Regions from separate parts of the Homo sapiens genome. Here regions 1, 2, 4 and 5 are each linked to region 3. The links are chromatin loops, found by intact Hi-C in ENCODE. Cell type or tissue: heart left ventricle. All regions are shown on one strand. Each heading gives the region's core, and the rest is flanking DNA. Links, peaks and the distances in the headings are about the cores only. Region 1 overlaps ARHGAP32 (Rho GTPase activating protein 32). Region 2 has its middle 14 kb from the start of TP53AIP1. Region 3 holds the start of LOC105369572 (a long non-coding RNA gene). Region 4 has its middle 6.6 kb from the start of KCNJ5. Region 5 has its middle 38 kb from the start of ARHGAP32.

The links. Hi-C counts contacts between places; a loop is a spot of excess contacts. Peaks named below come from ENCODE experiments on the same cell type or tissue, not always from the same donor. Only the 100,000 strongest peaks of a DNase experiment are listed, where the experiment ranks them.
Region 1: it touches region 3 in a loop (21-fold over the local background); 103 of 110 quality-filtered maps call a loop at or near these places.
Region 2: a loop joins it to region 3, with 3 times the contacts of the local background. A loop is called at or near these places in 12 of 110 quality-filtered maps.
Region 4: it touches region 3 in a loop (7-fold over the local background); 32 of 110 quality-filtered maps call a loop at or near these places.
Region 5: a loop joins it to region 3, with 4 times the contacts of the local background. A loop is called at or near these places in 53 of 110 quality-filtered maps.

The regions. Positions count from the first base shown.
Region 1 is chr11:129,114,618-129,121,134 of GRCh38, forward strand. The region is part of intron 5 of ARHGAP32 (Rho GTPase activating protein 32); the gene reads right to left. Among named protein-coding and RNA genes, the nearest start is that of ARHGAP32, 74 kb to the right of the region's middle. In heart left ventricle, for the core only: CTCF peaks have their summits at 3,178 (motif pointing right) and 3,378; no DNase peak of the experiment used is centred there.
Region 2 is chr11:128,953,720-128,960,236 of GRCh38, forward strand. No RefSeq gene overlaps it. Among named protein-coding and RNA genes, the nearest start is that of TP53AIP1, 14 kb to the left of the region's middle. In heart left ventricle, for the core only: a CTCF peak has its summit at 2,935 (motif pointing left); no DNase peak of the experiment used is centred there; H3K27me3 peaks cover 888 bases.
Region 3 is chr11:129,329,154-129,335,670 of GRCh38, forward strand. It overlaps LOC105369572 (a long non-coding RNA gene), which reads right to left and starts at 2,062. Exons shown (of 3, transcript XR_948175.2): 1 at 1,925-2,062. In heart left ventricle, for the core only: CTCF peaks have their summits at 2,847 (motif pointing left) and 3,048; a DNase peak (open chromatin) is centred at 2,848.
Region 4 is chr11:128,881,463-128,887,979 of GRCh38, forward strand. No RefSeq gene overlaps it. Among named protein-coding and RNA genes, the nearest start is that of KCNJ5, 6.6 kb to the right of the region's middle. In heart left ventricle, for the core only: CTCF peaks have their summits at 3,429 (motif pointing right) and 5,112; a DNase peak (open chromatin) is centred at 3,462.
Region 5 is chr11:129,226,793-129,233,309 of GRCh38, forward strand. It overlaps a transcript of ARHGAP32 not described here. Among named protein-coding and RNA genes, the nearest start is that of ARHGAP32, 38 kb to the left of the region's middle. In heart left ventricle, for the core only: CTCF peaks have their summits at 3,376 and 3,579; no DNase peak of the experiment used is centred there.

The sequences.
Region 1 (6,517 bases), core at 836-4,835, 220 kb before region 3:
ATGAAGGACTGAACTATATTTGCCTGTAGAAATTTATGACAGCAACTCAGTGATTTAAATAATTTTCACTTCTCAATTTAATAATATTTCAGTCCTTCATCTATTAGAAATGGCAAACAGGATTTCCAAATCCCACATTTCTAAATTTCTTCCAAATCTATCTTTGGAGTTATTTTTCCTGTATTGAGTTCACTTTTCTATCACCATGGAAACCAATTACAATTAGTGTTGTTAGGATCTTTAAAAATACAACTCTATTCAGCAAGTCTTCAAATGTTCAGAAAAGTTCTTTCTCCATATGGAGAATGGAAATCAGTAGCATAGAGCAGGGTAAAAATATACCACCCACCCACAGAAGAAACCATTCACCAAAGCCTAATCAACGGATTGCAAATGGAACACGGAAAGAGTTCTTTTCTTTTATTCATCTTTTGTAGTTCTATAATGGCTGCAATTTCATGTGTCATACCTATGGGGTTTGTAAACAAGTTTTCTTTCACCTCACAGCCTGTGTAGCAGACGTGGAGACACAAAAAAATGATTTCTGTTGTATAATATTATGTGGTCCACCCACCCTACCTTCAACCTCCTAATATTTGACACTGAAAATACTACTTTAAAACTACTGAGTTCAGGACGCCAAGAGGAAGAATAATTCTACAGCAGAATTACATCTTACATGGTTAATAAGTGAAATAAGTTCTAATTCCAGCACATAAGGCGAAAATCAATAAAAGGCAAAATTACCCTTCAGATTTACCAGGAAAAAGCTAGAGACCTACAAGCATCTTAACAGACCTAAGAGTTTTTCTTCCCAGAATGGGAATAGAGCACTGTTTTCTCAGCTGAGTATCTGATAAAGTAACCGATGTGCTCATCTTTAAACACTAGAATCACCATCAGTTCACTGTGATGCCCATCATATGAAGAATACATGGAAAATGAGACCAAATAACACGACAGCAGAATCACAGCCCTCATCTTACTGATGCTCACTCAAGAACATATACTTGTCAGGAAACTGCTTCATACATATTTTCACATTTCAGCATGGTCAGGGCTTTCTAAGCAAAGAGCACTGGCACCTGGGCTAAGGGACTGAACTTAACCCAGTAACCCTAAAGATGGAGCCCTCTAGAGATAAAAGTTTTCTCTCTCCCCCAAGCCATGTTTACATTCCAGAGTGTTTGTGAAATACAGATCCTTGCTTCTTTTTCCCAGAGATTTTGTTTACATTTCAGAGCAAAGGTCTCTCTCTCTCTCCATCTCGAGAAAGGAGAATGGGCAGGAATGCCAGCTATCCTGTATAAGCTTCAAGTTTCATAAGTGCAGAGTTCTCTTGTGGTACCAAATCCCACTTGTAAACACAGGATATCTCTGGTTGTCACCATATCACTTTATGGAGAACCAGGGCCTAGGGAACCAACATAAGTTACTTTTCAAGTAAACAAGGGCTTAATTTCTGGTCCAGAGACTTGATGTTTCTGCTGGGGGAAAGGGAGGCTACAGAGAGACAGAGAAAGAGAGAGTGAGAATGTGTGTAGTGTGTCTGTAGTTGTGGGAAGCCAACTTGTTAGCTTACTAGTAGGAAAACATCTCAGACTCTTCACAGTTTCAGACTCAACAATACTATAAGTAAACTGCCTGTAAATTATGGCTGACTCCACTATAGATATATTTTTTCACAGTCCAACCACTTTTACACATCTAATTCTTGGACTGAATAATCTCAAACGAGATACAGTGAAAATCCAGTACTTAGATGACAGTGGAACTGATGACTCACTATCTGAACATTTCATTTCAAATTCTCTCCTGAAAGGACAATGATTTCCTTGTATAAGAGGGAGTATACTGCAGAACATGCAGAAAAGTAAGGCTAAGATTTTTATTTCTTTTGAGGAAAACTAAACTTTGTGGCCAGGGTGAGAATAAAATTAGCATGGGTTTTATTTCAAATGATTACACATGTAGTAACAGTACTTCTGTATAAGATTTTTTTAAACTGAAAATATGTACAAGTTAATTTTTCAAACTGCAAGTGTCTTAACAAAATGGGGAGAGATAACCTTTTCATTAATTTATTTTTATTAATGATGAAGGCTTAACTGATAGGAAGTACTCAGGTGAAGTCAGTATCCACTGCCTCAATCCTGACAACACTGTCCTTGGGTCATCAGGACAAGTATGACTTCCCACATTTTAAAGATGATTATTTGACTTTACCTAAGTGCTTCCCTAGAACTTCTGCCTTTCTCTAAAGCCCTTTAAAATGTACTGCACAATTATTATGTCATTTAATTCCCATAATACTTTATGATATAGTTAGAATAGATATATTTGTTTCTATTTTACAAATGAGGAAACTGACGACCAGAGACATTAAGAATTTACTTAAGATCACAATGGAAATTACTTAAGGTTACACTGCAGTATTATGTATCATACTTTTTAACCTTCAACTACATTAAAGATGCGAGATACTCTAGAACCATCATTTACTCCTTTTTGTTAAAGTATTAGTTGAGTCAGTCTATTCTTTTCTAGCAATACAAAAGAACATGCAGAATGGCTCTAGTGTCAGGCCGCCTTGATTCAAATACAGTCCACAAAACGGTTTAAGAACTTGAGTAAGTTCTTAAACTCTTTTTACCTAAATTTCTGTACCTGAAATTGTTGTGGAGCGTAATTGAGACAATGTGGAAACAGTATTTGATATAATGCCTGGCTCAGACAAAACATTCAATAAATATTGGCTTGTATTTTTATTGTAATTCTGATTACTACTTTTTAAATGAAACTTCAGGCTTTTAAAATTGTTTGCATTATTACCCCTCAATATTCCTACACTCAGGTCAAACTTTACTACTTCTTTCCGCCTTCCCAGCATCAAGGCAGAAATGCATGTAATGATAGAAAGCCATGACAGCATTTTCAAGTCCCTTGCAGGCAGCTTGCATATAGAAAGCTCGAGACACAGATATTAAATTCATACTTTTCCTATTCCTTATTTATACAAAAACCTGAACTCTACCATTCAGGTTAATTTAACTTAATGTTTTGTATGAAATTGGATAAAAAGAAACACATCAAGTGATAACTTCAGATAACCAGATGATAAAGAAAATACAAATCAAACATATCCTTTTCCCCCCCTACACACTAGATGGCGGTACAACACAAAGCACAGCAGGAACAGCGCTGCCTCAAACTCATCATTTCTTTGCGTGTTACAAGAGATTCCCCCCGCTTCTTACTGAAAAATATTTTGTGAAATGTGAATTAACCTTTGTTTTTGGACTGCAGAATAATACAACAGGGAAAATAAGTGCAGTAACAATAAATTTGCAGAATTTTAAACTACATGTGGCTTTACTTAAAACAAAAAGCCCCTTCTAGTAATTATTTTTTTGTGAAATTTAAATTTCTCTAAACTAAACATAAGACATTTATGAATCAAAACCTGTAGAATTTGGCCAAACTACTATTCACAGGAAAATATCCAAACTTAAATGCACTTACTAAAAAGTAATACCTAAAAACAAATGAATCATTAACAATACCTGTTGCATTCTATTTCTCTAAAGCAGAGATTAAGTAGTATATGTTGTGTAATATTAATATTTGACAAAGTTGGTTTATGACGAAGCTAGTTTTTGAGAGGCAAATCCTAGTAGGCAATACGCATTATTCTCAACTCTTTTCTGGAAAAAAAAATATAAGAAAAACTAAACTTTCAATTCAAGAAACAAAAGGAAAGTTTATGCTTAGAAATTAATGGTATGAAAAATACAGAAAAAAAAATTTGGTTGATCAGTAAAACCATAAGCTGGTTCCTTGATAAGACCAAGATTTAATAATATCTTGTGTACAACTTATAACCCATGAATTTAAAAAGCTAAATTAAATGAACAATTTTTAAGAAAATATAAATGATAAAAATTGATCTAAGGAGATACAAAAGAACCTAATGAGCAATAATCAAATCATAAGTTGAAATGGTAAGTAAAGATGGCAAAGATTAAGTCCCCAGTTGGGAACCAGTTTCAAAAGGTTTTAACAGGAAAATTCTACTAACCCTTCAAAGAACAGGTAATTCCCATTTACACAAACTATTCCAGTGCATTTATTTAAAAGGGGTGGAGAATGGGATAGGGGAGCAGAAATTCCCCAGACTTAGGCTAGTGGGACAAGTATAGCACACAGGTTAACTTCACCAACAAACACAGATGCAGAAATTATAAAATCTTAGTAGAGTGTAAAAAAGGAATTTGTTTTTAAATATATATATAACTCAGCATAATGTGTCTCAGGAATATAAAGATGTTTCAACAAGCTACTTCTATTACATGAGCAATTATCTGTACTAATTTTTACAGATATTAATAGCTTATTCAAGCTCCATGGAAGTAGACTAAAATAAGAATATGGCATGGTACAACCTATCCTCCCCCGTGCTGTTATATCTCTGTTCCTCTCCACCTTATCACAACCTCAATCAGAACTCATAGTTCATCTACAATTTCTTAGCTTGAAGGAACATTAGCTGTCACCTAGTATTCTAGGGTATCTAGGAACCGTACTTCCTTTTCAGTGTGAAGATAAGGAAAGCAAGACCAAGGCTAACTGCACCAGCTGGTCATACCCATTCTACACCACACCAGCACCTTTCTCCTCAGCATATTATCTCTCCTATACTACACATTACAACTGAATGTACCAAATTGAGACTTAAACAGGATGGTTACATAATTTGTTTTATAATAAATACTCATAAGGAATATATATTCTTATCATATAAGAACAAATTTAAAATGATTAATAAAAACAAAATAGTAAAACAGCATTTTAAAAACCAATTGTATCTCTTCTTCAAATATAAACTCATTCATCCATTCATCTCATTCATCTATTATTCATTAAACAAATATTTATTGAGTAGTTTTTATGTGTCAATCACTGTTCTAGATGTTGAGGGGAAGAAAATAAATAATAAAATATTTAGCATGCCGAATGGTGTTAAGTGGTATGGAGGGAAATAAAACAAAGAGAGGGAGATGAGGAATGCTGGTGACTATAGTTGCAATCTTATGTAAGGAAGGTGCAGTCTGGGAAGATAGCACTGGAGCCAGTACTTTTAAAAGAGGAGGTAGCAAGGTGTGTGGCTGTCCTAGAGGAGCATTTTAAGTAAAGGAAACAAAAAGTACCAAGGCCCTGAGAAGGGGGTGAGCATACTGGCAGAAAACAAAGAGGCTACTGTGGCTGGATCACCCTGTCTGAGGGGAAGAGAAGAAAGATGAGGTCGGAAAGGTAAGGGTACACTCTGTAAATCCTTGTAGAGAAGTTTCAGAAATCTGGCTTTTACTCTGAATAAGATGAAAACTAACTGGAGAGTTTTTAAAAAGTGACATGATTGGACTTACATTTGAAAAGAATCATTCTTGCTGCTGTGCCAAATATAGAAGGCTATTGAAATAATCCTCCCCAAAAGACAATGCTTTAGTGTAAGGTGATAGCAGAGAAGCAGGTGGGCATGGTTAGATCCTGGATTTATTTTAAAGATGGAGCCAAAAAATCTGCTGATGGACTGGATGTGAGGACTGACAGAAAGAAAGATGCCCAAGATGCTCCACGGTTCTTGGCTGGCCTCGGGAACTGAAAGGATAGAGTTGCTATTTACCAAGATGGGAAGTCAGCAGAAAGAGCAGGTCTGAAAGACTGTTCTTGGCACGCTGCAATGATTGAGGTGTTATTAGGCATCCAAGTGAAGATGCAGGGAAGTCAGTTGGATATACAAGGCTGGAATTCAAAGAAGAGATCATAAAATTGTCCTTTGTACATTACATATCATTATATGGTAATGATAGTACTGACCCAGTAAAAGTACTGACATGTCTAAATTGTTTTTTAAGCAACTGTGTCTTTCAGACTAAATAAAATTGATCATTGGAATTTCTAACATATAGGATTAAAAATAACTATTTCATTCCAGAACTAAAAGCCAGAAAGTTAAAGATTATTTTGTCTGGATTTTTAAAATGTAGAAGACGTTAACATCTCTGTCATACTAGGATATGATGGCCAACTGCAATTATAAACTTTCAAGATCTGAAGAGAAGAAAGAGCTATAAACATAAAGACAATGAATCTGTAAATCTAAGAGAAATTTCTAAGATCAGAGTGAAAAAGAGAAGGTATGTCACTGCAGAATGTCCCAGAATTGGTACATATTAAAAAGCAACAACCAAGTTGGCCAATTGACAGTATGAATAACCTACTGATTTATACTAGAGCTGCCCAGCATACAACTGATGATCTATTATTGACACATTTTACTAAGTTTTCTTACTTGTTTTCTCTTCAGAACATATTCCAACCTTATATTGAAAATAAAGGATTCATTTCCCATAAACACGTTTAGAATCAAATGTGCTAATTTTTACCTATGTAAAAAGCAAGATGTTTATAAAATGATAAAGAATAAGAACTGAGACATAGGAACTTTATTTTAACTGCC
Region 2 (6,517 bases), core at 1,003-5,002, 380 kb before region 3:
ATTAAAAATATAGAAGATGTAAACAAATTCCACATCAGGGTTGTTTCATAAATGAGTAAATATCCCAGAAAGTAAAACAAAATGTCAGACATGGACAAAAGGAAAGAAAGGATAAGAGAAATTGAGGATCAATATAGGTTCAGTGGCCCACGAGGTTCCAGCATCCAATTAAGCTGATGTTCAGAAGGCTGAGAAGAAAATACCAAGGAAAGAATTCTGTAAATCCCCAAACTGGAGACCGATTGAAGGGGCCACTGCCCAGCACTATTAGTGCAAAAAGACCCACGCAAAGAAACATCATCATTAAAACACAGAAACACCAGGAAAAAAGAGATTTAAGAGTTTCCAAAGGGAAAATAGTTCACATGTGAGGATCAAGAAACAGAATGGCATCAGACTTCTCCACAGCTAGATTTGCTGCAGAAGACAAAAAGGAGTATCATCAAAATTATGCGGGAAAATGATTTTCAGACTAGGATTCTGTATTAAGCCAAACCATCAAAGAATATAAGACCAGCGGGGTAAAAAGGTATGTTCAGACATGAAAGGTTACAAAAATTACTTCCCTTGCACCTTTTCCCACTATAAAGAGAGAATGGCATAAGACAGAGGAAAATGGGATCCAGGAAACCAGGGATTCCTCTCCAGAGAGGAAAAGGGAACCCCACAGTTATACCAGCTGTGACTCAGGCCCAGAGAAGAGCTACTCTAGATTTGGCAGGAGGGTGAAGCATCAGCAAGCACTCCAGGAGAGAGCTCTCTTACCTGCCTCTAAGAAAAAGAACACGAAGAAACAGATCCCCGATATTGGGCGGAAATGTACACTTCCACAGCAGAGGCTGAGGATGGAGGAACTGGCACACAACAAATACTATTGATTAAAGGGTTCTGGACTAACTAGCATAGGAAAATGGGGATGGGGAAGCCTGTGTGTGTTGGCGGGCTGCGGAGGGCAGTGGCCTGCATTAGTGAAGAGTGTTATCCTCTTCCTCCTTATTAGGAAGTCGGTACAGATCGTCTAACACGGAAAAATCTAGAACTAGCATATTGTCTAGACATAGGGTGGTAAATACCAGAAGAAACATCCAAAAGAGTTTGAAAAGTTTGTCTCTGAGCAATAGAAAGTGAGAAATGGGAACTGCTGTTTTATCATAAGCCTTGTGATTCGATTTGACTTTTAAAACTAATTACTTGCATTATTTTCATTACAGAAAAGCTGTGCTACAGATGGCAGCTGTGATGGTGTGAAAATCTTCAATTCTATGGCACTTTGGACTAATTCTCACATCCCACTGGCCATGGCCTTACCTTCCACTGTGCGGTATTTCACTCTTCTCAGAGCATTTTCTCGTAGGTTACTTGATGCGTCCCTCAACAGCCCTGTGGGAGTCATGACACAGTTTCTATCCCCATTTTACAGATAGAGCGGTAGAGGCTTTGAAAAGAAGTAACTTACCAAGGTCACATGGTCAGCTTCCTCAATTCCATGTGGAATCCAGCAGGTATAAATAGAAGAGTCACATAGTTCTTAATAAAGAAGCTATGACTAAAACCAAAAATTTCTGACACTTAGTCCAGGTTATTTTTAACTAAATGATGTATCCTGAAATGTTTTGTTTTTTGTTTGTTTTGTTTTTTAGATGGAGTTTCGCTCTTGTCACACAGGCTGGAGTGCAATGGCACTATCTTGGCTCACTGCAACCTCCTCCTCCCAGGTTCAAGCAATTCTCCTGCCTCTGCCTCCTGAGTAGCTGGGATTACAGGCACCCTCCATCATGCATGGCTAATTTTTATATTTTTAGTAGAGACAGGGTTTCCCATGTTGGTCAGGCTGGTCTCGAACTCCAGACCTCAGGTGATCCACCCACCTCGGCCTCTCAATGTGTGGGGATTATAGGTGTGAGCCACTGTGCCTGCCCCCTGAAATTGTTCTGAAGAGTTGCTCTGTGAATAAAGTGTTCCTTGATCCCTGCTGTATACTTCCTCTGAGAAAGTACTATGGGATCCCTGCTGTATACTTCCTCTGAGAAAGTACTATGGTGTCGTGTGGATATCTAAGAAATGATGCAGTTCAAAGCAAACCAGTTTAATCCCTTATTTTGTAAACCTATGAGATCATGCCACCTTCTCGGGGAGGGGTGGGGTTGGAGAGATTCCCATTAACACTGAAGTTCCATGAAGTGAAACTTGGATGATTCTGACTGGGGCCACGTTCAAGCCCAGAACCAGTGAGCAGAAGTGGCAGGTCCTAGAAGGGAGACTGGAGGGATCAATCTTCCCCAGGAACAGTGGCTCCTAATGTGCAGATGAAATGGAATCACCTGGGAAATTCTGTTGGCAATACAGGTTCCAGGGCCCACGAAGAGACGACGGTTTGGTGGCGCAAGCCTGGGAGTCTGTATTTTTGAAAAGCTCTGTGTGGGACGCGGAAGCCTCCAGGTTTGGAAACTCTGCTGGGGCTCTGAAGCCCTGCCTGGACTTAGCATCTGAAACTAAAAAGCCAGGGTCTAGATGCTTCCTACCATTTTCTAAAAATGGCAATAAACAACACTTGAGAATTTAAAAGCATGAAATCATCCTTAGAAATCATGGACTCCCATAATGAAAGCAAACCACCGCTTGAGTTCTTCTGATTTTTATCCAACCTGTTCATCTTACCCTTCTTTTTTTCAGGGCAACTTCCAAAAAAAAAAAAAAAAAAAAAAAAAAAAAAAAAGCAGCGTATCAGCTATCCTGATCAGCGTCCAGCATTTGCTGCCTGGTCACTGCCCTTAAAACTACCTTTGTAAAAGTGGGATCAAGAGATGAGGAAGAATCACACCGAGTCACCTATTCCATCCCATATCTATCTTACCAGGAAGCTCAGTGAATCTTTCCAATCAACAGGAACACTGGTGAGTAAAAAGCGTGTCACTAGCACCATCTGGTGGCTTCTTAAAAATACCAATTTCTATGCAGTAGGCATGTTGAGTCTCCACACATGAAGGGACTCCTTGTGGTTACAAAGGACATTCCTTTCCTTTCCAAAGGCTGAGTTTAGGCAAAATAATAAAGTTTGTTAAAGTGACTGTTTCCAGCAACCCCTTCCTTTCTTAGCTTTATGTATGTGTGTATGTATTTAATAAGCAAACATAGGTGAGTGCATGCCATGTGTCAAGCTCTCATGGAGCTTATGAGCTAGCGAAGGGATAGAGACAATTAATAGATAAACCAATAAGTAAAAATACTTCTGAATGAGAAGTTCTGTTTGGAAAATGAAGAGGGTGATGTGATCAAGTGACTACACCAAACTGGGTCATCAAGGCAGGCCTCTGACGCAAGACAGGGAGGAGGAGCAGCCTTGCCTGGCTAGGAAAAGCACTCAAGGCAGAGGGCACAGCTTGCACAGGAACCTGGAAGAGGAGATGAAATCAGAGAGGCAGATCTCACAGGCCAAACTGAACCATTTGGATTTAATTTAAGGCTCCCGGAAGTCTTCGGAGGGGCAGGTGCCAAGAGGAGCGAGAGGGGAGAACGGTGCCCCAGAGGGGAGGAGTTGCGTGCACTGGGCAGCTGGGCAGGCAGCTCCCCTCCAGGCGGCACAGGACATCTCCTTACGGCTCCACAAACATCACACAACCTCAGGGTTGGGAGGGACTTCCAGGTTTGCTCCAATTACCCATTCCGTGTCTCCATCCCCCAACACCACCTTTGCTTGATGGTCACCCATCTCTGATCGCTTCCACCGCTTAAGGTCCATCAGAACAAGCCTAAGTCCTTTTCTTCTGTGAGCCCTGCATATACTTGGGCTGGCTCTCATGCTTTTCCTTTCCCTCCCAAGCCTCCTCTCTTTCACTGCCACATGAGTTATAGGTTAGCTGCATGTGCTGCTGAGGAGCTCGAGAGGTGCCAAAGGAGCTCGTCAGGTGCCTCACTGGACAATATGGATGGCTTTGGACTAGCAGTCAGTCACATTCTCTAAGGTGGGGAACCAAAGGTGCCACTCGTTGCAAGAGGCAATCATACCAGAAAGCCAAGGAGATGACCCAAGAGTGGGAGAGGACATTGTTCTGGAACCTACATCTGTGATTAGTGTAGCAAAGTATTTTTTGAGTCCAATGTTGGATACTTTTTCCTAGCCTCAAGGAAGCTACTCCTGCATGTTTTAGCTTTTTAGGAGAAGGGTCGTAAAAATAAGAGAGCCAGTATAGCCTTTAGGAACCTAATAATTACAAAACACTGGCAGGAACAGAACCATCTCCCACCATAATCAAAGTAAAATACTTGCAAAGTGGTACCGAGAGGAACACCCAGGAAGGGGGGCGTCTCTATTGCAGGACCAGGCAACTGTGAAATTCCGTCATGGCCACTCCTTTCAGAGGGTTATTGTGGCTCCTGGGATTCAAGGGCATATGGGGTATTGGGAGTCCAGTAACTTTATAGGGTGTAGGTAACATCACTGTTGTCTTCTCTAAAACTCACGTAACTTAGAGAAGCAGATCATTCAGGAACTCAAGTTTTCCTAGATTTTACTATCTCTTAGTACATAGATTCTACATGCTTGTTGAAAACGATCCAAACCTTCATTGTTCCTTCTCTTCCGAAGTTGCTACGGCCTGGAAGAGAGTTCCCATTACACCTTCTCAGTTCCACACCCTAAGATGCTTTGTAGGGTAGATGTGAGTACGGGAAGAAAGTCTTTCCCAGACACCTAGAACATCACCCTTCCTCTCCTGCAAGTAACCCCCTTCCCTACTTTCCAAGCACTGCTCAAAACTGCTCTCCTTTTATGACTACTTCTACCAGTGTTTAGTCATCTGGCAGTTGAATTTTAGATCATGTAAGCCTACTTGTCTTTGCTTCTGTGACCAGCAACCAACACCAGTAGTCCCGGTGCTTGTAACATATGAAAGTAAACCAAACAAATGATGGGATTCATCCTTGCTACTGAAGTAAGATGTCCTGTTATATTTCAACACCCAGTACAAAGGGGTTCCCAGCCCCTGCCTTTTACAAGAACTATCATATAAATAGCTTAAGTTTTTTCGTGTCTTATTCTGGGCAACGGTATAGCAATGTTTTTAACAGCAGTAATGAACTATGCTTACTATAGTGCCAGTTGTTGTGAGTTTTTGCATCTGTTAACTCATTTATTTCTCACGACCCATCAGTTTGTAGATGAAACCAAGGCATACAAAGGTTAAACGCTCTGCCCAGTGGCACACAGTGAGTAATCCATGTGGAGCTGAAAGTCACACCTGCACATGGATACTAGGGACCCATCAGCTCACTCCTTCAGGAAAGGTTGGTGCACATATTATGCTATAGTGTTATTTCAGGCACTAGGATTTAAATGAGCAAGACAAAGCTCTTGTCCTCTTGGAGTTCACATTCCAGAGAAACTATAGATAAAAAATAAATAACATAAAGCAAGTAATGGGGTAAGAGTAGTGACATGCTACATGAGATAGGATGGTCAAGGAAAGTCTTCTCTAAGGGGGTGGTGTTTGAGCAAAGACTTGAAGTGCGGGAGCGAACCACATAGATACCTGGGGCCTATGCACCCCAGGGGGAGGAGTGTCAGTCAGCACGAAGGCTGAGGTGGAAGTGGACTTGGCATGTTTACGGGAGGACAAGGAGGCTGATGAGGCGGCAGTACAAGGCAGAGGGAGGGTGGCTGTACTTGACTTCCAGCAGCATTCATGGAGCCCCCCGCCCCTTTGCATATCTTCCATATCTCTGCAGCTGGAACAAGACACACCCTCTCTTTATTTCCAGAAGCTTCTTCTTCTCCAATATATGGTTAGAAGCTTGTGGATGCAGGACCAACCTTCTGCTACCATTATGAGGTCTCAAGAGTGACACCTCATCTGGCAACCTATGCTGCCCCTCAATTTCTTTTGCCCTATAAACTGCCAGTCCTTGAGCTTGTCTTGGGGGCTATAATTGTCGCTCTCTGCTTCAGGAAGCTAGAGCACTCTTCTTCCGCATGCTGCTGCCCTTGTCAGTGACAGATGTCATGGGAGAACCTGAGTCGAGAGTGGAGTGGGAGGTAGATGTCCATGCTGTGCACTGCTCCCAGCTCTGCTCTCCTTCCAGACAGGGGGTCTACTGCCTTTAACTCGCACCTTGCTTGTACTGGCATGGCCTTCAGACTCATTCTATCTGATGAGTTGTGAGCAGGAACGACATGTGTGACTTCTGGACCACATTTTAACTATCCCTGCAAGCTCCTCCAGTGTTCTCCTCCCTTGCCTCACCATCCTAGGAGTTCAGTCTTAGGTGATGGGGGTAAGGGATGCCAATGGCTGCTCAGAGGACTGTTACCCAGGACAGTTGCCTGGACCTGCAGCAGGCTTGCCTTGAGCAGGAAAAACACCTCTTTTCATGTCTAAGGCATTGAGATTTTGGTTGTGTTACTACAGCATAACCCTAGCCTAACCTGACTAATGTGAGGAGTTGTGTTCCCTGCAAATCAACAACAACACAGTGCCCTAGCCTCGCAGGCACAACTACGTTAGGGATTCATGATCTTTGA
Region 3 (6,517 bases), core at 1,318-5,317:
AAAGAGCCAGAGAAGCTGCTGATTTGCTTTGCTTGCAGTCACACAGTTAGTTGCTAGCCAAGTGTTAATCCCTTAGAGAATGTTCTACTCCTAGTTCTTGGACTTCCGGTGTTTAAGTTCAGGTAATTTGTCTTCCACGCTAGAAGACAGTCCTCCATCTCTCCTCCAGAGCTCCAGTGTGGCCTTCTCTAATTTTCACAGATGTACACACCTTGGCTGAATCATGGCTCTGCCTCTTCTGTGAGAAATGTGAAGGCCACAAGGAGCCCAGAGGTAGGGCCTATTTCTTTTTCTTTTCCTTTTTTTTGAGACAGAGTCTCACTCTGTAGTCCAGGCTAGAGTACAGTGGTGCGATCTCGGCTCATTGCAACCTCCACCTCCCAGGTTCTCCTGCCTCAGCCCTTCAAGTAGCTGGGACTACAGGGGTGAGCCACCATGCCCAGCTAATTTTTGTATTTTTCGTAGAGATGGGGTTTCACCATATCGGCCAGGCTGGTCTTGAACTCCTGACCTCAAGTCATCCACTCACCTTGGCCTCCCAAAGTGCTGGGATTACAGGTGTGAGCCACTGGTAGGGCCTATTTCCAACTGGAGGGGAGGACTGGTGAGGAGGACTCTCAAGAGAAAAAGCCAAGATGAGTGTATTGAGTAGCCTGGTTTGTATCTGGGTGTGCTTTATGTCTCTGGCTATTCTCTTGGTACCTCTATCTGCTGTACACAGCGGGAGAGGAGAGAGCAGGAAGAGGGTAGAATAAGACCCCTGTGTTTTTCATTTTGTTCCTTGGATGACTGGTAGCGAATGTAGTACTGGTCCCATTACTCATCGGTGTTCTCGGCAGAAGGGGCCTTTGGGAATATTGTCCTACCTTTAATCTCCTTGGCATGTTCAGAAATAATACGCTGCTAGCCTCTGACAAGAAAGCATGCAGCCCTGAGTGATCACTGAAGGCTCTTCCTTACTGAGGCCAGGTCTGGGTTGGTTACACTGTGTCAGCCTAAACAGTGAAGCTTAGTATGGTGGCTGCTGGAGTCCTGCTAAGTGAATAAATTAGACTTAGGAAGAATAATTGCATAGGCCTGGTTGGGTAGCATTGCCGTCTGGCTCTATTTATCATCATAGAAAAGTATACCATATGCTATGGAGGTAGTGAAAAGAGCAGACAGCTCTTTCTGGAATGTTGGGAAGGTTTTATGGAGGTGGTGACATTTGAGTTGAGCCTTGGTATAGCAGCTTGTCCTGCGGAAATAGGGCAGGGGTGAGTGCAGAAGTGGAAAATCCATGCAGAGAATAGCCACATAGACAAGGACTCAAAAGAGAGAATGGAGTAGACTCTCTGCTTGCAGTTTTCTTTCAAAGATGGAATAAAAGAAAAATGACCAACTTGCTTGGAGAAAATACATTTTTATGATGCTTTGTTCTGATACTATCCTTAAGCACTAAGTGCATGGGCATGTGTGGAAGGTGGTCTTCGTAAGTCGATGAAAGCTGTTTTTACAGATTAAAGAGTGTATAGAAACATGTATGTGCATATACATGCTGACATCCATGCAAGGAGACAATTGTCCTTTGTGGCTGGCTTGGAAATCATCCTGCTCTTGGTCTTGCAAAATTCAGCCTTGTATTGATTGTAGTGATCACAGATTTTTAGACCACAGAGATGACATAATCCAACAGCCTTGTTTTTATAGCCAATAAGCCTGAGGCCCAGTGAATGACTTGCCTAACGTTAGTATTTCACCCACCTAGTAAGTGGGGGAACCAAGACAAGAATTTGGGTGCTCCTATGGACTGAGTTATGTCCCTCCGAAATTTAGTGTTGAACTCCCGAGCCCCAGTATCTCAGAATGTGACTCTATTTGGAAATAGGGTTTTATAAAAATAATTAAGTTAAAATAAGGTCATTACGGTGGACCCCAATCTTACCTGACTGATGTCATTATAGGAAGAGGAGATTGGTTACAGACAAGCACAGAAGGAAGACCACACGAAGACACAGAATGGAGGCTCTCTCTATGCTACACAGAGAAGTCTCAGAAGAAACCAATCTTGCTGGCACCTTGATCTCAGGCTTCCAGCCTCCAGAATTGTGAGAAAATAAAGTTCTGTTGTTTGTCACCCCATCTGTGGTAGGTTGTTATGGCAGCCTGAGGAAACTAATACAGGTGTCCTAATGGAAAGGCCCATGCTCTCATAGCTGCTTGGCAGCCTCCAGGGTGAGTAAGATGTGGCTGGAACGCAAGCACGCATTGTCTGCAAGTCCTCAGCTGCTGAGGGAAGGCTGGACCTTGTGCTTGGCTGCAGGGTGTGGCCTCTGACACGGAAGCACTTTTCCAGCCCTGGGTGACTCTTGGAGTGAGTATTATCACAGACCATGTCTGCACAATTTACATCCACCAATGAATTAACTTCTATTTACAAGACTTGAAGAAATGCACCAAGGTCGGCTGAATGAAAACTCAACGTCAGTAGCATTTTGTAATTGATGATGATGATGATGAATTAATTTGTGTACAATGACTATCAATACCTATTATCAATATCCATTACTTTTTTGTTTGTTTATTTGTTTTTTTGGGTTTTCTTGTTTTGTTTTGTTTTTTTTTTTTTGCATGTCTGAACTCTCTATCTTGGTTGTAGCCTCATTGTGGACAAGGAGTACAATAACATACTCAATTTTGCATCCTTTGCTGTTAATTAAAAAAAAATCCTCATTCGATAATGAGAAGAAAAATTATCAGCAATTATCTTAACAAGCAGCTCCCCGGCTCTGGCATGAGCACAAGGTCATCTAATTGGTGCCCATTGGAGACGCTCCGTCAGACTCCCCGTTGACATACTGCCATCTGGTGGAGCTGGGCGGGCGGATCAGCTTTCACAGTCTGATGTTGCCTGTGTCTCGACATATGTTTGTTCCCGGTTCCTGCTGATTTTCCTGACAGCTGTCCAAATCCAGGGGCGAGCACCATGCAGGCCCAGGCCTTGGCAGAATACTGAAGGAGGCAAACATTTGCTTCGGTGTTCTGCTGCTTTCCCTATCAGCGATACTCACAGCCTGGTGTGCTTCCTCTTCTGGATGAAATCTTGAATTCTGTTCCACAAATTAACACCTCTTTCCCTGCCCCAAATTTATTTTATTTGCATAGACCTCACAGTTTATACATTGCTTCTGAAACTCCTCTCCCATTTGATAGTCAAACAACTTTTCGAGTGTGCTGGACTAGAATATTAACCTCCTTCAACAAAAATTTATTGAATATTGATTGTACTCAGACTGGGAACTACGGTTACAAAGACAGAAAGACCAGGGCCAACTTAATTCATGGTTACAGAAGGCCCAGTACCCGAAGCCCACAATATTTTTAGAATCCCATGAAGATGTTTTAATTTCTTTTAAAATATAAGAAAACATGAAATTTTAGGTGCAAGAAAAATGAGTATCTTTATGCCAATGCAAATTTTTAACACAATTTTAGTATTTTTAAATTATAACATTTAATATTTTTATGGAGGAAGAAGTCCATGAAGGCAAAATTCTCCAGGACCCACAAAAATTGTAACGCCGTCTTGGGAAAGGCAGGAATAAAATTAGATAATCATGCATATAAAAGCTGCTGCTGGCCAGGCATGGTGGCTCATGCCTGTAATCCGAGCACTTTGGGAGGCTGAGGCAGGCAGATTGCTTGGGTTCAGGAGCTCAAGACCAGCCTGGGCAACTTAGTGAAACCCTGTCTCTCTCTCCATATATATATAATTTTATATATAAATATAAATATATATGTTATATATATATGTCTGAATATTTAGCTAGGTGTGGTGGTGTGGGCCTGTAGTCCCAGCTACTTGGGAGGCTGAGGCAGGCAGATCGCTTGAGTCCAGAAGTTCAAGGCCAGCGTGGGCAATTTGGCAAAAACCCCATCTATATTTGTAGAGATATATATAAATATATATATATATATTTAGCCAGGTATGGTGGCATGGGCCTGTCATCCCAGCTACTTGGGAGGTTGAGGTGGGAGGATCTCTTGCGCCCAGGAGGTCAAGGCTGCAGAGAGCCACGATCCTGCCACTGAACTCCAGCCTGGACAACAGAGCAAGACTCCATATCAACAAACAAACAAACAAACAAACAAACAACAAACAGTAATGTGGGACCATGGAGTGGGAGGAGTTTTAGTTTGTCTCTAAGTAGAGTTGAAATATGTTTGATTGAACACATCAGGAAAGACAGAAAGTAATTGTGTTGGAGCTTAGGAAACTGCTGGAAGGGAACAGGAGCTATGGCCAGTCCTGGGGTTCAGAGGTGCTGGGAATATCTGGTAAATGGTTGTAAAGCCTGTCAGAGATTCATTCCTCCAGGGATAGTATGAAGGGAGTTAGAAGGAGTTTCCTGGAAGAGAAATTATCCTAAGGAAGAAGAAAACAGGCCAGGTGTAGTGTCTCACACCTGTAATCCCAGCATTTTGGGAGGCCAAGGTGGGTGGATCACTTGAGGCCAGGAGTTTGAGACCAGCCTGACCAATACTGTGAAATACCATCTATACTAAAAATACAAAAATTAGCCAGGAGTGGTGGTACACTCATGTAGTCCCAGCTACTCGGGAGGCTGAGGCACCAGAATCACTTGAACCCAGGAGGGGGAGGTTGCAGTGAGCCGAGATTGTGCCCCTGCACTCCAGCCTGGGTGACGGAGTGAGATCCCATCTCAAAAAAAAAAAAAAAAAAAAAAAAAGGCAAGAAAAGAAAAGAAAACAGCCACAGGCTTCACCCTATAAGAAAGCCCTACTCACCCTCCTAATGGGACAAGTAATGTACAGGATGCCTGTCACTTGAATTTATTGCCTGCCTAGTTCTATGAAGAGCCTTAAAGTACCCAGTTAAAGTGGACTTATTTGTGAGTACTTATGAGACCCTCTTTGAACTCTCAGAGGCACTTCCCACAGTGGGGACCTTGTCAGCAGGGCTGTCATCCTAGTGGTGCAAAGTGGCATCTCACTGTGGTTTTAATTCCCAAATGACTAATGATGTTGAGCATCTTTTCATGTGGCTACCTCTCATTTCTGTAACTTCTTTGAAGAAATGTCTATTTAGAATCTTTGCCTACTTTTTAATCTAATTATCTTTTTATTATTGAGTGGTAAGAGTTCTTTATATATTCTGGATACAAGTTCTTTACATTATTTGCAAATATTTTCTTTCAGTCTTTCGGTAAAAGCTTTTAATTTTGATGAAGTTCATTTTATTTTTTTTTCTTTTATTGCCCATGCTCATAGTCTCATAGCTAAGAATCTTTTGCCAAAGCCAAGGTATTATGGTTTGAATGTGTCCCCCAAAGTTCATGTGTGGAAACTTAATCCCCAATGCCACAGTTGAGAGGTGGGCTTTTTTTTTTTTTTTGAGATGGGGCCTAGTATAGGCATTTCAGCTTTCTTATGGTTGTTGTTTGCATGATATATCTCTTTTCTATTCTTTTACTTTTAATCTCTTCATCTCTTTGGAATTAAGGCATGGCTCCTGTAGACAGCATATAGTTGAATCATATTCATCTATCCAGTCTGAAAATCTCTATCTTTTTATTGATTTGTATTTATTTATTTATTTTAATTTTACTTTACGTTCTGGGATACATGTGCAGAACATGCAGGTTTTTACATAGGTATACATATGCCACAGTGGTTTGCTGCACCTATCAACCTGTCATCTAGGTTTTAAGCCCTGCATGCATTAGGTATTGTCCTAATGCTCTCCCTCCCCTGACCCCACCCCTGGACAGGCCCTGGTGTGTGATGTTCCATTCCCTGTGTCCATGTGTTCTCATTGTTCAGCTCCTATTTATGAGTGAGAACATGCAGTGTTTGGTTCTCTGTTCCTGTGTTAGTTTGCTGAGGATGATGGTTTCCAGCTTCATCCATGTGCCTGCAAAGGACATGAACTCATCCTTTTTTATGGCTGCATAGTATTCCATGGTGTATAATGGGATTGCTGGATCAAATGGTATTTCTGGTTCTAGATCCTTGAGGAATCACCACACTGTCTTCCACAATGGTTGAACTAATTTACACTCCCACCAACAGTGTAAAAGCATTCCTATTTCTCCACATCCTCTCCAGCATCTGTTATTTCCTGGCATTTTAATGATCACCATTCTAACTGGCGTGATATGGTATCTCATTTTGGTTTTGGTTTGCATTTCTCTAATGACCTATGATGATGAGCTTCTTTTCATATGTTTGTTGGTGAAAATCTCTATCTTTTGATTGGATTACTTAATCTATTGATACTTAATGTTATGATTAATATAGTTGGATTTATATTTGCCATTTACTTTTGTTTTCTATATATGTCATGCCTTCTTTCCCCTTTATTCTTACTTACTTTGTTCTTTCTCTTTTTACATTAAGTGAATATTTTCTAATGTATTCCCTAATGATTTATTTAGTAATTTTTTCACTTCATTTTAGGATATAGTAGTTCTCCTTTATCTGCAATTTCACTTTCCATGGTTTCAGTTACCTGCAG
Region 4 (6,517 bases), core at 1,130-5,129, 450 kb before region 3:
CTTCCTGTCCAGCCCCCCTGTAGGGAGAGATGTGCTGATCGTGCCATCTTGTGTATTTTGGCTCCCAGCACAGTCACACAGCTAATTAACGAATTCACATTTTCATCTAGATATCAGGAGGCTGAACTTCAGTCGGTGGAGATGGGCGTTCTCGGGAGATGGCTGTGCTTGAAATTAGGTGTCTAAACTTGTAAGAGCACCTCGGCAAATGGTCTAAGCTACATCACCTTCCGGGGTCTCTTGGAAGACAGATGACCCTCATGGAGACACCCAACCATCACCATTAGCAGTGTCCCCTTGAGATTTAAGCTTGTATAGCTATTTATTTATCTGATACCACATAAAATACATATGCCTATGGGGGCAGTAAACACAGCCTTTTTCATCAGTGCACATCAGAATCTACCGGAGAGCTTACTGCATAGGAGAAGGTCAAGAATGTTTACAGAATGGGTGATTAAAAATGAATGAATGACTTCAGCATAAAGATGGCAAGTTAAAGAAATGCTTCTACTTTTGCTCCCATCCAAAATCCCAATAAAACAACAGCTTTTTTAAAAAAGCATAAACCCTGAAGGGTGACAAGAACTGGAGAGGAAACAATAGCAACTTTCTTGAAACCCAGAAAGCAGATGCATTCTACACTTGTGCAAGAAAAAAAACAAACCAAGAACCAGTGCAATTGACACTTCAGACTCCCAAAAGGTTTAGATGTCTATGACCCTATCTACCCCTGGAAGTGGGGGGTGAAGGAAGCAGCCAAAAGAAGGGGGAGATGGGTTGAGAGTCCATTCAGGAAGCACCCTAGTTAGACCTCCTGTTCCCCTCCCGGACTCTGCCCAAAAAAGAGACTTCTCCCAGCCCTTCCTGGCAGAAGCCTGGAGATTTGTTCTCTCAAAAGTGGAAAACAAAGGGTCTCTTGACTGAAAAACACACAGAACCATTAAGGATGGGCTTATCAGACCCCCTCAAAGGATGACTAAGTAAACATATCCATACTAGATGTCAAGACTCCCAGCTCTCTCCTTCAACTTGGTTTCAGAAGGCTGGTGGTCAGGACTCAGTCCTCCAAGCAGGAGATTGAAAGAGCTCTTCCTGAGGAATCTGACTTTCCCGCAAGCAAAATCTGATACCAAGTGTTCCTGTAACAAAATGGCCTGCCAGAACACCCTACAGGGAACCCGACAGATGTCAAGTTCACAGGCCCAGAGCCTCCTCTTGCCCGGTTACCAGGCATCTGAGGAAAGACAGAGCAAAAACACAAGCATGAAAAGGCATCTTGGAGGAAACAGGGTCTGTACAGGGAGAAGAACGCTTCAAATAAAGAGGATGCTCCAAAAATCCTTCAGGGAATAGAAAAAAGGGGAGCCCTCGGAAATTAAAATATGATAGAAAAATAAAAATCTCAATGGAAGGGTTGAAAGAAAAAAGTTGAGGAGATCTACTAGAACATACTGCAAAAATACAAAGAGACGAAAGTAGAGAAAAAAGATGAGGAAATGAGAGGCTTCTGAGATCTGACACCTAAGTGAGAGGAATTCCAGGAGAAAACAGAGAAAATAGGAAGGAGGAAATCCTCAAAGAGGCATCGCAAGAAACTCACCCAGAAGGAAAGGCGATGATTAAAAGGGCTACCCAGTGTTCCGTACAGTGGATGAAAACAGTCCCACACCAAGGCACATCGTTGTGAAATTTCACACCACTACTCACTAAGAGAAGATCTGGCTAGTTTCCAGAAAGGAAAAAGAGGACCCGCAAAAGGATCAGGAATGAAACTTGCTTCGGGCTTCTAACAATATAATTGAAATGTGGAAGAAGAAGAAATCCCTCTAACATACCGAAGAAAAATAATTTCCCATTTAGAATTCTACACCTGCCCAAGTTGTCAATTGAATAGAATAGAGATATTCTCAGATATGCAGAATCTCAAAATTGTACCTTGCCCACTCTCTTTCCTAGGAAGCAATGGTAGGACGTGTTCTTCCTAAAAAGTAAGAGAGTGAACCAAGAAAGAAACACGCATGGGATTCAGGAAACAGGGGATGCAATATGGGAGTGAGGCAAAGCAAACAGAGATGCCAGGAAGCCAGCTGTGCGCTAGGCAGAGAGGGCAACCAGGCCAGACCAAAGGGAGCAGAAGGCACCAGGGAGATTTCTCCAGATGGAATCAGTAGGACTTCTGGTGCATCTGGACATCTTGAGAGGAGATTGAAATGGTAGGTGGAAATTTTTGCATTGAAATTGGTGATGAGGCCAGGCATGGTGGCTCATGCCTGTAATCTCAGCACTTTGGGAAGCTGAAGAAGGCAAATCACTTGAGGTCAGGAGTTTGAGACCAGCCTGGCCAACATGAGGAAACCCTGTCTCTATCCAAAATACAAAAATTAACCAGGCATGGTGGCGCGTAACGCACACCTGTAATCTCAGCTATTCAGGAAGCTGAGACAGGAGAATTGCTTGAATCCAAGAGGCAGAGGTTGCAGTGAGCCAAGATCGCACCATCGCACTCCAGCCTGGGTGACAGAGCGAGACTCCATCCCCCCAAAAAAGAAAAAAGAAATTGGCGATGAGAGCAAACACAACTACACAAACCAAACCAAGACAATTAATTAGTCCCTCCAGAGAAGAAAAAGAGTTGTGCAGGAAAGACAAAGCAATCTGGTTTGCTGCATGGATCAGCTACATACAAACAGAACTTTATAGACATAAAAATATTAAAACTGAGTATTCATCCAACCAAAATTGTGACACAGCTCCCTTGCTGGACGAGAAATGGGAAGTATGTGAGCACGTGGTGGGTTCAGGGGAGGAAAGGGAGCCACGTTTCCATCTTCAGTGGTAGAAAGTTCATAGGTCGTCTCTGAAGATGGAAGCATCTATAAGTATTACTAGAAGGGTGTCATTTACAGACAAAAACCAAAGGGAAAAAATAGCCAAAAGAAATGAAAGTGATGACCTCTGCAGATTGGAAGATGGTCAAAGAGGAAACCCAACTGCTTTTGTTTCAAATTATTTAGAAAAATGTGATGCTTCAAATATATTACTTTCATATATCACTTTTTTTTTTTTGACACGGAGTCTCGCTCTGTCACCCAGGCTGGAGTGCAGTGGCACGATCTCGGCTCACTGCAACCTCCACCTCCCGGGTTCAAGCGATTCTCCTGCCTCAGCCTCCCGAGTAGCTGGGACTACAGGCATGTGCCACTACGCCCAGCTATTTTGTGTATTTTTAGTAGAGACGGGGTTGGTTGGCCAGGATGGTCTCGATCTCTTGACCTCGTGATCCGCCCGCCTCGACCTCCCAAAGTGCTGGGATTACAGGAGTGAGCCACCGTGCCCGGCCAATATATTACCTTAATAAAACAAAAACTAAAGATCAAGGTAAGTAAATACATGTGTTCTACCTAGTGTGAAATCTCTTTCAAACACTAGATGGTGCTGTTGCCCCCCTTGTGGAAACCACACCGGGGCAGGGCAGGTGCTTGCTGGTCAGCATGTCTATGGAGTTTTCCACAAAACAGAATTAAGAGAGTTGTTATGAAAAAAGTTAGGAAGGAATTAAAGTTGTTCATTTTCTTTCCTTGCCAAATAGGAGCCCACTTCACTGGATAGGAAGAAAAACATCATTTGCCCCTAGCGGTGCAATAACTGGAAGCTCAGCGCTGGGCACCAAGCTGAGTCCTGGGGCTAAGTGCTGTGCCCTCTAGAAACAGATGTTGACTCGATAAAGTCAACTGTATGGCCAGCTGTGGCAAATGCCTCTCTCAGGCACCTGGGCCTGGACTCAAGAGTGAGAGGAAATTCAGGAACGGGAAGCTTGTTTCAGGGAAGCTGAAGCTACCATTGGTGCTCCCTATGGTCAGAATTCAATGGCATTAAAGGAACAGTGAATTTGGGATCATCCAATGACAAGTGGGAAGCTTATGCACTGGGAGAAGTCAAGGCATCAACATGAATATCAGGCCACTTTCCCAGAGAGCATGTCTGTTTTGAGTTGTGAGATGAATAGGAGGCCTCTTTAACACATCCTGCAAAGTCACTAATGACAGCTTGATGGCCTGGTCAATGATTAGGGGTTTTTTTTCCCATTGGCCCTATTTTCCATGACTTTTCTGGATCTGTACTTACCTACTTTGGACCTCTGCTGTGTTGCACACAGGTTTCATGGGATAAATACTATGAAAGAAATATTCTATTAACGAGGGACGCCGGCACACTGGCCACTCAATTTTCTTGCCACTCTTCCTTTCCAGGTCATTCTGCCACCCCAGCCTTGCTGACCTCCAGCCATCCTGATCACTCCTCTATCTCCTGTTCTGTATCCTTCTCCCTCTGTCCCAGATCTGAGCATAGTTCCCAGCTCTTGCCTCTTCTCCTTCTCTCTCCACCCTCCTCCAGATACCTAAATTATTTCTCAGAGTTTCAGTCTTCTCCTCTCTGCGGATGACATTCCAAAATCTCCACCCCATCCTCAACTCCCCCGTCATCACCAGACATCCATTCCTGCCTCTTCTCAGACAACTCCACTTAGGCAATTAGTGGAGTTGCCACTTTTTGTGGAGTTGCAATTAGTGGAGTTGCAATTAGTGGAGTTCTCACCAACCTTCAGTTAGACATGCATGCAGCATGTCTAGAATCAAACTCAGCAGCTCTCCCGTCCCAGTCACCTACTCCTGCTAATTTTCTCATTCCTGACATCAGGCATGCACGCATTCAATAAACATTTACTTGGGTTTTAAAAAACAAGGTTTACACCCTTAAGGAACTTGTAGATTGCAGGTAGAGGAGAGAGACAGGTCACAGAACCCCCAACACATGTGATCGGCGCTCTATCAGAGGGAAGCGGAGGGGTCAAGGTGTCCACAGAGGAGGGGATCTCAGTGCCTCTGGAGATTCAGGGGAGCTTAGCCCAGCTCAGCTCCAAGCCATCCAGTTTCATTCCTCTTCTCCTTTGGGCTCCTGTTGACCCTTTCTCAGCCACATCTTCTACATCATGCTCTTCCAAGCCCCAGTGTGCATAGTCACCTGGAGAGCTTGTTAAAAGGCAAATTCTCTTTGAGCAGGTGGAGGGTGGAGCCTGAGATTCCGCATTTCATACATGATCCCAGGGGGTGGCACTGTTGCCGCCAGACTGTGCAACCCACTACCCGTCCCAAGGCTCTTTCTTCCTTTGCCTTGTTGCAGCCTTATCACCTCAGGCCAGCACTAGGGCCCAGCCCACGAACGCTCTCCCTGCCTCCAATCCTAGACTGTGCAATACAGTAGCTGCCAGCCATAGTGCCTACTTAAATGCAAATTAATTAAAATTTAAAATTCCCTTTCCTATTCACAGTAGCCACATTACACCTAGGCAGTAGCCACAATGCCACATTATACAGACAAGATATCAGGCATTTTCTTCATTGCAAAAGTTCTGTTGGGTGGCACTGCACAATAATCTCAGCTCCACCTAAACTAACCACAAACTGACTACCAGCCTCACCACACTCTCAGCTCCTTGAAGGCAAGTTCTGTATTTGTCTTGTCATTTTTCTCTAAGTGCAGAACCTACCCCATATCCTTTCTTTCATTTGACAAATATTTATTGATCATCTCCTATGTAGCAGATGCTGTGCTTAGCACTGCTAAGGGGCACCCAGAGGTGAACAAGACAAACAGGGTCCCTGTCATTGCAGAGGTCACAAAGCACGTGCTCCATAAGTCTTCACTGAAATGAATAAATGAATGAATCATACACAGACAACCCCCAGGGAAATCTTCACAATGATTTTCATAATTCTCCCCAACTCAGAAATTCTTAATACTTGCTTTCAATCTGCAGAAGAAAATCCAGATGCCACAGCCTGGGATATGAGGCTCTTCTGAGAGGCAGAGATGCGTGGTTAATGTCTTCGTTTGTTAGGGCTGCCATAACAAAACATCACTGACGGGGTGGCTCAAGTAGAAATTGATTTCCCACAGCCCTGGAAGTTAGGAGTCCAAGATCAAGGTTGTCAACAAAGTTGGTTTCTCCTGAGGCCTCTGCTCGGCTGGGAGACAGCTGCCTTCTCCTAGTGTCCTCAAAGTAGTTCCTCTTCTTATGAGGATACCAGTCAGATTGGATTAGGACTCACCCTAATGGTCTTAGTTTAATTAATTCTTTTTTTTTTTTTTTTGAGATGGACTCACTCTGTTGCACAGGCTGGAGTGCAGTGGCACGATCTTGGCTCACTGCAACCTCCGCCTCCCAGGTTCAAGGGATTCTCCTTCCTCAGACTCCCGAGTAGCTGGGTCTACAGACATGCCCAGCTAATTTTGTATTTTTAGTAGAGACAGAGTTTCCCCACGTTGGCCAGTCTGATCTGAAACTCCTGACCTCAGGTGATCCACCCACCTCGGCCTCCCAAAGTATGAGATTATGGGCATGAGCCACCACACCCGGCCCCTTAGTTTAATTTAATCACCCCTTTAAAGGCCCCATGTCCAAATACAGTCACATTCGGAAGCACTGGGAATCAGGGCTTCAACATCTGAATTT
Region 5 (6,517 bases), core at 1,176-5,175, 100 kb before region 3:
AAATTAAGACATTCTCAGATAAACAGAGACTAAGAGAATTTGTAGTTAGAAAATCTGCCCCACAAGAAATAATAAAGGGAGTCCTTCAGACTGAAATAAAAGAACACTAGATTAACTCAAATGCAGATGAAGAAATAAAAAGCACAGGTAAAGCTAACTACATAGGTAAGTATGAATGACAGTATAAATGTATTTTTGCTTATATTTTATTTTTCTTTTCTTCTTCTACCTAATTTAAAAGACTGTTGCACAGAGCAAATCATAAATTTGGTTAACGGGTACATGATGTATAAAGAATAATTTGTATGAAATAACAGTACAAAGGAAGGGGAAGGGAAGGCACTATATGGGAACAAAGTTTTTATATACTATTGAAATTAAGTGAGTATTAATTCAAACTAGAGTGTTATAAATTAAATTTTCAATTGTTAATTATAATCCCCAGGGCAACCACTAACAAAATAACTCAAAAAATATACTAAAATACAAGATAAGGAAATTAAAATTATGCACTGGAAAATATCTAACAAAAAAGAATGCCATAACGGAGGAAAAATGGGAAAAAATTACGTAAGACATAGAAAACAAATGGCAAAATGGCAGAAATAAATCCTATCTTATCAGTAACCACATTAAATGTACAAAGACTAAATATTCCAATTAAACATTACATTGACAGTTTAAAAAAAAAAAAACTGAACTAAACATGATCCAAATATATGCTTTCTACAAGAAACACACTTTAAATATAAAGACATGAATAGGTTGAAAGTGAAAGGATGGAAAAGCTATTTCATGAAAACAATACCAAAAGGAGAGATGAAAATGGCTACACTAACATCTAACAAAATAAGACTTTAAGAAAAAAACTGTTACTAGAGACAAGGGATACTTTAGAATGATAGAGGTAAATTTGTAGCAGACATCCAACAACAGACACCCAAAATACATGAAACAAAACTGACAGATTTCAGAGGACAAATAGACAATGCAACAATAATAGAGACATGTATCCCACTTTCAGTATTGGATAAAATAATTAAATGGTCAACAAGGAATAGAGACCTGAACAGCACTGTAAATCAACCTGACCTAACAGACACCTACAGGGTATTTTACCCAACAACAATAATATATACATTCTTCTCAAGTGCACATGGAACATTTTAGGATAGAACATGTGGTAGGTCATAAAACCAATCTTGATACATTTAAAAGGACTGAAATCACACAAACTACGCTCTCTAAAAACAATGGAACAAAATTAGAGATTAATAACAAGGAGATCTGAGAGATATACAAGTAAGTGGAAATTAAACTCACTCCTAAATAATAGGTCAAAAAAGAATTCAGATGGGAAATAGGAAAATACTTTGAGACAAATGAAAACAAAAACACAATCACCAAAACTAATGAGATGTAATGAAAGCCACACTTAGAGGAAATGTATAGCTGTAAATGCCTGTATTTTAAAAAGTAGAAAGATTTCACATCAATAACCTAAAATTTAAAAACTGGTAAAAGAACAAACTAAATTCAAAGCAAGCAGATAAAAATAGTAAAGGTATCAGAGCAGAAAGAAATGGAGAACAGAAAAAAATAAGAGTAAAATCAACAAAACCAAAAGTTAGTCCTTTTAAAAGGTAACAAAATTGATTCTTCCTTTTAAAAGACAACAAAATTAACTATTTTTAACCCATTTAAAAGATAACAAAATTGGAATACCATGTAGCCATAAAAAGGAAAGAGATCATGTCCTTTGCAGGGACATAGATGGAGCTGGAGGCCATTATCCTCAGCAAACCAACACAGAAACAGAAAATCAAATACCACATGTTCTCACTATTAAGTGGGAGCTGAATGATGACAACACATGGACACAGGGAGAGAAACATCACACACTGGGGCTTGTTGGGGAAGTGGGGGAAGGGAGAGCATCAAGATAAGTAGCTAATGCATGCAGGCTTAATACCTAGGTGATGGGTTGACAGGTGCAGGATACCACCATGGCATACGTTTACCTACATAACAAACCTGCATGTCCTGCACATGTATCCCAGAACTTAAAAGTAAAATTAAATGTAAAAAAAGATAACAAAATTGGCAATAAACTCCATTAAATAATACACGTAATTTTATTAAATAGTCACAACCACCTATGAAGGTACATTTGGCTATGCCCAATTCACATAAGGTTGTGAGTTATTACATCACTTACCCTAGGACGCAGAACAAGGGGAAAAAAGTTAAAATTTAAGCCTTATGTTTTTTACAGAATGCTGTACCACCTGGACAAGTTTCTGGATTTACAAAAATCTAAACTCTGTATTTTAAAGAATACAATTATCTTAACTGAACTTGCTTTTGTCAAATATAGGCTTTTAATTATACTATTCTTTTGGCTTAACTTGGGCATTATTGCAAAACATTAGTCTTCATTAACTTACTAACCTCACATACTTATAAAGTGTGTACTGACAGAAAACCAAAGGGAATTTGTATAAACAGATGCAATTTATTTATAATTAAGGCAGAGGTCACATGTAAATATTTGAAATATTTGAAAAAATATATACAAATTATATTATTTAAATAATTTTCTGGAAGTTATGTTTATATTAATTAGTGAACCTTTGAAAAAACTTTTTCCCCTAATTAAACTTTTTACTACTCGCTCAATTATCAAATGCTACCAATTATCAAAGAGCTAATTCATATCGTTTTTACACTATGTTAAGTCTATACCACCACTATCACCACTACTGTGCAATCCCAATGCTGCCTTAACTGCAAATTTAAGGCTGAAAAGTCTATAGAGCTCTAAGAACACAAAAGGTAGCGTAGTGGAGAGGCTATCGACTAGGCTAGGGGCCACAGGAAAACCACGATATATCTGAATCCCTTAAAATGAATCAATGTTTTTAAAAATCCAATTACTTAAGGATTTTCACTTGCATCACTTTTGGTAGAACAGTCTGAATATTAAGATATATATATGCATAACATTAATATGGCCCAATTCCAAGCAACAATTTTTTTGGGGGTGGGAGGCAGGGTCTCACTCACCCAAGCTGCAGTAGAGTGGCGCGATCCCCTCACTGCAGCCTCAACCTTCTCCGACTCAAGTGATCTGCCCACCTCAGTCTCCCTAGTAGCTGGGACCACAGGCATGCCACCACACCTGGCTAATTTTTGTAATTTTTATAGAGACAAGGTTTTGCCATGTTGCCCAGGCTGGTCTCAAACTCCTGGGCACAAGCGATCTGCCTGTCTCGGCCTCCCAAAGTGCTGATTACAAGCACGAACCATTGTGCGCAGCCTTAATATATTTTTAAGCTGCTAAATGAAAAACGAAGTTATATGCTACTGAAGAATTGGGACATTGGGTGGCACTCTTGTAAAAGAAATAATTACTGTAACATACAGGTTGAGAAAAACCTAAAGTTTAACATTATACTGCTTGGCCAATCCAAATTATTTAATAAAATCTACTTTAAAAGAAATTACTTGTTTCCCAAATCCACCATCCATGTCTTTGAGGAAATGTTTCAGATGTTATTGAAAAAAGTAGTTGTTTTTGGACGTGGATAAAAGTCAGGAAGCATTTGTCTTTCCTCTCCCTAATCTCTCTCATTTGAGTTTACAGTGAGAATACAAGCAGAAACATACAATGATGCAATTATATTCCATAACATATTTACTGTTTTATTCTACTTACTTTTTTAAAATTTGGTTATAAAATATCTCACAATATTTTGTTAAATATGGAAAAAGCAAACAAGTTTAGTATAGGCATTGTGTCTTCTCCAAGCTATATTAGTGACATCAAATTAAACTAGAATATATTTTTAAAATATTATTTCTCATGTATAATATTTCACAATAAGTATGTGCCTGAGAGTAAAACTTTTTAAAATATCTTTGAGCTAAATTATTTCAACAGGAACCATATCAAACATCATACATCAAATCAATAACTGGTTAACTTGTAAAATATAAAAATCCATAAAAAAGAGCCCAAAATTTAATATATTATCCAATACCATAAAGTAATCATTTTGGCCAGGCACGGTGGCTCACACCTGTCATCTCATCACTTTGGGAGGCCAAGGTGGGCGGATCACTTGAGGTCAGGAGTTCGAGACCAGCCTGGCCAACATGGTGAAACCCCATCTCTACTAAAAATACAAAAATTAGCCGGCCATGGTGGTGGGTGCCTGTAATCCCAGCTACTCGGGAGGCTGAGCAGGAGAATCGCTTGAACCTGGATAGCAGAGGCTGCTGTGAGCCCAGACCACACCAGTGCACTCCAGCCTGGGCAACAGAGTAAGACGCCATCTCAAAAAGTAGAAAATTTAAATTTAAAAAGTAATTTTTCATTTTTACATAGCACATACTTTGTGTTTCTTGTGCAAATATTTACTGTTTGTTATTGTTACGGTTTTCTATTGAGACATCCTGCCCTATTTTTGACAGCTATTAAACATGTGGCTAATAATTTTGTTTTCTGATTACAGATGAAATCTCAGTACAGACGCACTTTTTTGTTAAATACACTAACAAGGAAGTTAGTGTATTTCCAAAGAAAATGCAAAATGCTTGGAATATCTTCAACATTCTCAAATGTAAGTATGATGTGTGACCGGCAAACAAATTATATACAACTTTAAATTTTTAAAAAACCTAGGGAAGTCCTGGTTCCAGTAACAGTGGAGTAGCTTGTATTTCTCCAACAAATTCTAGTTCTTCAATGGATTCTAGCTCTCCGACATCTTACAAAAACTGTCAACTGTGGACAAAACATTACACAACCACTTAAGAAAATCAGAGGCCAACTATAAAAGTAGTACACCTAATGGGATACTGTATAAAGGTTTGTCAGTCATCCCAACTGAAGACAACTTTGAAGGGCCATCCCAATTCAGAATTCCCTAGAGTCAGCTAAGGCCTTTCTTAAGACTGCCTCTCATGCCGGTAATCCTAGCACTTTGGGAGGCAGAAGCAGGCGAATCACTTGAGCCCAGGAGTTCAAGACCAGCCTGGGCAACATTGAGAAGCCCCATCTCCATAAAAAATACAAAAATTAGCCAGGCCTGATGGTACACACCTGTAGTCCCAACTTCTAAGGAGGCTGAGGTGGGAGGATCACCTGAGCCCAGGAGGTTAAGGCTGCAGTGAAGTCATGATTGCACCACTGCATTCCAGCCTAGGTGACAAAGTGAGACGGACTCAAAAAAAAAAAAAAAAAAAAAAAAAAAGAGACTGCATCACACTCAACTTCTCCCTCTACTCACTTCTCTGTTCCCATTTCTTCCTTCCCACAGGTGTTGATACCAGTATTATCCTAATAAACATCCTTTGTATTAATCTTGGTCCCATAGAGTTTGAGAACCACACTCACGGGTGACATTAGTGTAGCTACAGATTATCTACGTATCAGTTAGACAGATATTCTGGGTGATGAACTAGGAAACAGGCATAAAGCACTTTACACTTTATACAACAGAGGGCTGTCTCCAAGAAAAGCACCTGAGTGACTGAACTAGAAGATGAGTTCATCTAGCCCCACTTTTCATGGCATATTATTTCTATTTGAAAGAATGGTAGACAAATTAGGGTTACTCAAATGATGATATTTCCTTAAAAAATGAAGTGAGCCAGTCATTTCAAGGAAAACAACTGGCGTTATTGTTGAAAATGATAAAATTTGAACTTTCAAGTAAAAGTCAGATTCTGGAGAATTTGTATTTGATACTAGGAACTTGATAGCTTGATGAGATCAGTAATGATGTTAATGATATTAACTAGTGATCTTACAAGGCCATAAAAAAAAAGGTGTCAGCCAAGATTGACTCTCATCTGAAGGCTGGGGGGAAAAATTTCCTTCCAAGTTCATGCGGGTTGTTGGCTAAATTCACTTCCTTGCAGTTGTAGGATGAAGGTCCCTTGCTGGCTGTCAGACCAGGGCCACTCTCTGCTTAGACACTGGCATCACATGTCCCCTTCCTATCTTGGAGACAGCAATGCATGACCAGTCCTTCTCATGCCTCCAATCTCTCTGACTTCTCTTTCCGCTACCAGCCTGAGAAAACTTCTCTTTTACTTCCCTCTCTCTTCCACAAGGGTCAGGCCTGCATAGATCTCTTCCAGTTGCAGATGGAATTGTTCTCTAACTTGATTGGGGTATGGATTACTTAAACATATATATTTGTCAAAACTTTTCACACTGTACACTTAAGACATGAATTTCATCATATTCCAATAAAGTATTTATTTTTACTGGAGTATAATGCTATTTTTATTGGAGTATAATATTATACTCCAATGAAAACAAGTAATGCTAAAAAAAATGTAACCATTACTTTAAAAAAAGAATCCTGATCTTTTAGAGATGTGCACTGAAATAGCAACAGATGATATGATGTCAGGGATTGGCTTTGAAATAATCATGGGTGGTAGGAGTGGCTTTGGATAAAACAAAATTGGTCACATATTAAAGACTTCTGAAACTAAGTGG